Regions from separate parts of the Homo sapiens genome. Here region 2 is linked to region 1. Evidence: read pairs that join two places in POLR2A ChIA-PET (ENCODE). Cell type or tissue: A673. All regions are shown on one strand. Each heading gives the region's core, and the rest is flanking DNA. Links, peaks and the distances in the headings are about the cores only.

Evidence for each region. Peaks named below come from ENCODE experiments on the same cell type or tissue, not always from the same donor. Only the 100,000 strongest peaks of a DNase experiment are listed, where the experiment ranks them.
Region 2: POLR2A ChIA-PET joins it to region 1 with 5 read pairs; 1 of 35 experiments calls an interaction of 5 or more read pairs at or near these places.

The regions. Positions count from the first base shown.
Region 1 is chr10:121,243,875-121,246,793 of GRCh38, forward strand. The region is part of intron 1 of LOC105378523 (a long non-coding RNA gene); the gene reads right to left. Among named protein-coding and RNA genes, the nearest start is that of LINC01153, 67 kb to the left of the region's middle. In A673, for the core only: no CTCF peak of the experiment used is centred there; a DNase peak (open chromatin) is centred at 1,197; H3K4me3 peaks cover 643 bases; H3K27ac peaks cover 1,857 bases.
Region 2 is chr10:121,653,136-121,656,054 of GRCh38, forward strand. No RefSeq gene overlaps it. Among named protein-coding and RNA genes, the nearest start is that of FGFR2, 56 kb to the left of the region's middle. In A673, for the core only: no CTCF peak of the experiment used is centred there; a DNase peak (open chromatin) is centred at 1,186.

The DNA.
Region 1 (2,919 bases), core at 164-2,663:
CACTGGAGCAGGGGTTGACAAACTTTTTCTATAATACACTAGACAGAAAGTATTTTCATTTTGGAGGTCACACAGTCTGTCTCAACAACTGAGCTCTGCCATTGTAGTGCAAAAGCAGCCAGAGACAATATGTAAACAAATGGGCATGGCTGTGTTCCAATAAAACTTTATTTACAAAAGCTGGCAGTGGGCCAGATTGGCCCATAGGCTGTAGTCTGCCAACCCCTACATTAGACTATTACCTCCCTCTGTATCAAAAACCCACCTGCCCATGTCCCAGGCTGATAGGGATCTGCTTTCCAAGCCCAGTGATAACACGAGGCCCTTTTTACCTTCCTGAGTGATGATGCCTCAATCTGCTTTCCCTCCCAGGTGCCACAGACACATTTACTGAGTCCTGATGGTCAATCTGTCTCACAGGAAGGGCTCCAATACTGGTGATTCTAGACACATCAGAGGCCTAGAAGGGCCTGAGAGCAGAGATCATCCAATATATATTAATATGTGTTTTCCCATTTGTAAGCTTGGTCTAGTCATTCCACATGAGTGCTTCTCAACCTTTCTTTACCTACGCTCCCCTTTGACCAATGAAAACAGCATGTTCTCTTTTACTGTTCTTTGAAATAAAAACTACATCAAAAATCTGACCAATAGGGGTAATCCCTGATTTGTTTTAAACACACACACCCCATTTCCCACCACCACCACCAACCCCAACCACCCCACACCCTGATTTGGTCCTCTAGGGACACAGATCCCCCCACGCTCCCTTGGAATCCCTATTCTAAATAGTTGATATTGGCAGGATCCCAGTGTCTTAAATAATCACTGAATTTTAGAGTGGGAAAGAATCCAGAATACACTCTCCCACCCACCCACCCATTTAAGAAGTCCAAAGACTGTCTTCTTTAAGAACTCTGAGGGTCAAAGGCACACAGAAGATGGAGCAGCAGTTGTCTTGGGCAGTGGTGTGCCAGCTTGTGTTTGGGGCAACTTGTGGCATGAAAATGACGTGTCTTCGCACAACAAAGCGGAAAATAGCAGTAAGTGTTCCGGGTAATTCAAACACCAGCTGTCTCTGTGGTTTCGGAGCTGTGGTTCGCTTCTTAATCAAAAGGCATTCGGCCTACAGGAAAGGGGTTCTATAAATCACAGGAAGTTTCAAGAAGTCAACAAAAGGATTCCAAGCAGGAGGCAGCCAGAAAGAGGGAAATCTGATCTTTGCCCATATTATTAAGTTAACATTTTTCTACCAACATTTGTCTTCTCCCCTCTAAAATTCCTCAACTGACTTTAAGGATAAAGAAGCAAATCTATCGTTGGCAAACCCTAGAGTGGGTGGGCCATGAGTCTGCTACTCACTCAAATATCAGCTTCAAGACAAAATATAATAACCCCAAATTAGCTCTTCCTCATGAGCAATAAATTATAAATAAGTTGAAGTTCACAGCCAGAGAACTTGAGACAACCCTGATACAGCCTTAAAAAAAAAAAAATCACATCTCAGGTTACAATATAAAAGGCCTGTCTGGCTTTTTACTCAATATTATAGTTGTCATAATGGCGGTACATGTTCAGAAACTACCTCCTAGTGTTTTAGGAAACATTTCACGCTACTCTAATTCAGAGCATGGCCATCTGAAAATGTTCTCCCTGCCCTGGAAAGAGGCAGGCTGATGGGGGCTTTAATGCCAACTATTTGCACTTCTTACACCCATGAAAATATATGAACACCCTTACTTCTAAGCTACCTTTTGATTATTCCTAGAGTGAGGGAATTCACCCACAATTCTGTGTGCATATACATGCACAAACATGAATTTTTGGCACTACTTAGAAACACGCAAACATCCTCTCCCTTTGAGGTACACACGCAACAGCTACAAAGGGGTTTGAAATGATCAAAAAATCAGAGGTTCAGTGATTCTCATCATCAGCTTGTTTTACTTCAAACTTTCAAAGGAACTGGGTTTGAGGAGGTGGAACCCAGCCACTAAGAACTGGAGGATTGAGCTCTGTGAAGACAGCTGGACTCGTTTCACCACATTTTTTCCCTTGCTCTGCTTTTCTGGCTTGTTACCTGGCTGGCTGGAGGCTAGAACTAGTGATGGTCTGGCATACACAGGTACAAACATGGGTGAGGCTCTTTATAATTATTCTTGGTAAACAGAGCTGACATGTGGGTAAATAATGTCACAGTTGCACTTGCTCAGGGCCAGGTGATGGTTTCCCTGGGGCTTTACAGCCTGGGAGATGGCCTGTCTGACCCTACCAAGAGAGCCACAGGCTTGGAACCATCCTCTGTTCTCCAGGCTGGCTGGCAACTGCTGCCAGTGAGGCTGTTTGGACCTATTACCTATAAAGGACTCATTTGGAGAGAATACTGCAATTGATTTCTCATTAATTACCTTCCTAATTCCAAAAAAGTTTTGAAACCTATAAGCATCAAATTGAATACACTAAAACAGGAGTTGACACACTATGGCTGTAGACCAAATTCTGTCTGAGTAAATAAAGCTTTACTGAAACCCAGTTATGTCCATTCATCTACATATTGTCTACAGCTGTTTTGACTCTGCAAAGGAACAGGTAAGTAGCTGTAAGAGACCATGCAGCCTGAAATGGTTACTACCTGGACCTTTTACCAAAACGTTTGTGGGCTCCTGCACTAGGGAGAGATAAAGAGATAAAATGCTGACAATCATTTAGTCTCAGGGTAGTCATTACATATTTACTCACAAACTGAAGTAAAAATTGGGTTCATCCTAAACAGCCAACAGTAGGGGAATGGCTGGGGAAATGTGGTTAACAAATGGTAGAATAGTATGCAGCCGTCGAAAGTCACATTCATGAATGCTTTTAATAGCATAGCGAAGGACAAAATTTATTTAAGAGAAAAATGAAGAATACAAAATACAT
Region 2 (2,919 bases), core at 114-2,613, 410 kb after region 1:
GGGAGCTAAGCTATGAGAACACAAAGACATAAGTGATACAATGGACTTTGGGGACTAGAAGGGTAGAAGGAATAAAAGACTACACATTGGGTACAGTGTACACTGCTTGGGTGATGAGCACACCAAAATCTCAGAAATCACCACTCAAGAACTTATCCATGTAAGTTCAGAACTTATCCATGTAAGTTAACCATGTAACAAGTAGTGAACAAACATCATTTGTTCCCCCAAAAACCTATTGAAATAAAAAAAAATTAAAAGCATTATTCTGAGAAAAGGTCCATGGGCTTCATCAGAGGCCAAAGGGGTTCCTGACCCCAGAAGCCAGCCCTCTTCTGAGACCTGGGTCTACAACCCTAAACAAGAGTGATCTCTGCTCTCACAGCACTGCACTCCAATGGGTGAGGCAGAGAATAAAGGAAACAAGTGCACAGATGAATACATAATATCACTTCACATTGTGACAACTACTATGAGAAAAATAGAAGAGGGTCACGGGCAAAGGCTGAGAGGAGGAAGAGGAACTGATTTGATAGTGTGGCTGGGAAAGGCTCTCAGAGGAGAGGATATTTGAGCAGAGACCTGAATGGTAAGGAGTGAGCCATAGCAGGAGCTGGGGGAAGAGCGAGCCAGGCAGAGGCAATGTCAGTGCAAAGGCCCTGAGGCAGGCCTGAGTTGGGCATGCTGATGAGTGGCTGCGGGCCTTGAGGGAGGGAGCTAAAGTGGGGAACTTAGCTGGGCCAGTCCTGCAGGTCGCCTCTTCCAGTCCTACCATGCCCCCTCCCCAGGTGCTCAGTAGAGCTCTGTGCACGAGGAAGACCTCTCGGATAGCCTGGATGCACCTCCAGTATCATCCCGCAGTAAACGTACCAGGGTCCTTGGGTTTACCAACAGCCGGAGGCTTGGTTTTCAATCTTTGTTTGGCTGTCTCCCAACTTGAACAGTTAGTTTTAGAATACTGAGTTTTTTTGCAATGTAACATTTTCAAGTATCTGTGAACTGAAATTTTTGTAATTCTAGAGCCATTTTTACCAGAAAACTCACCACTGAGTTCCGCGAATAGCTCAGATGAATGCAAAATCAAGGTACAGCTTGGATGTAATTGCTTAACTAGTCTTCACGTCCCATTGGCAAGACAAAACGGGGATTTCCTTTTGAAGTCACAGCTTGACGTCTACCATTTCCTCACAGTAAGGGGTGGGATGGATGGCTCTCCATGTGTCCAGAGCTGTTTGTTTTGTTTCTTCTACTCAACCGCAGTAGACAAACCCTGGCGATGAGTTCCATGTAGCAGTCCTTAATCACAAGAGTGTCTCCGTTTTCCATAAACACGGCAACATGCTTTTCATTCTCAGCATGCATATTTCCAATTGCCTGTCAGATTAGAAATGTACAGCTTGCTCTCAATAACCCATTATAATTTTCGCGGTAAAATACAACCCTAAGAATTGAATGCCTTCAGGAAAACCAGTTAGTTCAAAAATACATTCTGCTTACATAATAAAAACTCTCTTCCATTGCAAGTGACCATGGAGCTCTGAGCTGGCTTTGTATACACAGGTTCAACATGGAACTCCAGCTGTTTCCAAAAATTAACGATGCAGTTCCCTAAACTGAGGTGTGCTTCCACCTAGTGATCTGGACTCATCTTAGACAGAGGTAGCGGGCTATTGGAATGGCGGGCTTATTCATGGATTCAGTATTTAGTAAGCCCTACACCACAGGGGCAGTGTTTGGGGTGGGTCAGTTGCAATACCAACAGCTCATTCTCTTCCTGTGATGGACTCTCCCTCTGGTCCAGGAGATGACAGAAATTCACCAACACCTGCTTCTGTGTGCCACGTCGGGGGATAGACAATAGACAGTCTCACCTCTTGTTGGGAGACGGATAAAGGCTTTAGAGAGAGCCTGGACTTGAGAAATGATGGCGGGGACATGGCAGAGGCAATGATTCTGACTTCACACCTCGGTTTGATTGGCTCTTCAAAGTCTCTGCTTCTGTAACATGAAACCAGCGCAGGCTTCCCAGGAAGACAGAATTGTGTTAGAATCCCAGCTAAGCCATAAAGCTCATTTTTCACTTGGGCAAGTTTAATACTTCTCTGAGTCTCAGTTTCCTCATTTGTAAAACAGGGCCAATACTTTAGGGCTGTTTTTTGTTGTTGTTTGTTTTTTAAGGAGAGGACTAATGGTTCTGAAGTTCAGAGAACCATGCCTGGCACACAGCATTTGCTCAATAAATGGTAGCTGTTAATATTATGAAGCAAGACCTAAACAGTAACTGGAAGACATTCAACTCTCTAGGACCACACCCAAAGAGGGAAAGGCAACATCTCAATAGCTGAGGGTAGCCACGAGCACCAGCAGGCCCGGAACGATTCCCACAGAGATGTGTTTGTTCAAGCTTTTTTTATGGCTCGCTTCTGGTATCATTTCACAGGTCCCCATATTTGCAGCTTTGAGCTAACCTGCCAGATCCCAGGCCAGTGCTGTGACCGCCAAGCAGTGCGGAGCGGAGGGACATGCCTGCGCCAGGGAGAGGGGGGCATTGATGGATGTGAAGGAGACTGAGGAAGATTTTGCAGGCCAGATAGATTTTTGCAGCCTATTGATTTTGGAAGCCCATTTGCAGAACTCATTTGAGGGCTTGTCCAGGAGGCCTGTCCACAGCACGGAGCCTGGAAAAATGAAGCAGAACACTTGTTAATTCCTTCTGTGGCTCTGGGGCCACTGGGATGTGCCAGCCCCTGCTCCATCAACCTCAGGGCTCATTCCACTCCTCTGCTCCTCCAGGCCTCCGGGGGACTCAAGTGGGATAGCAATTCCCTGCCCAAGTTACAGGAAAGGCAAGTGTATGAAGAGGCCAGGAAGCCCCCGAGGCCAGTTGCACATATTATAAGTTACACTTGATTCTTTTTT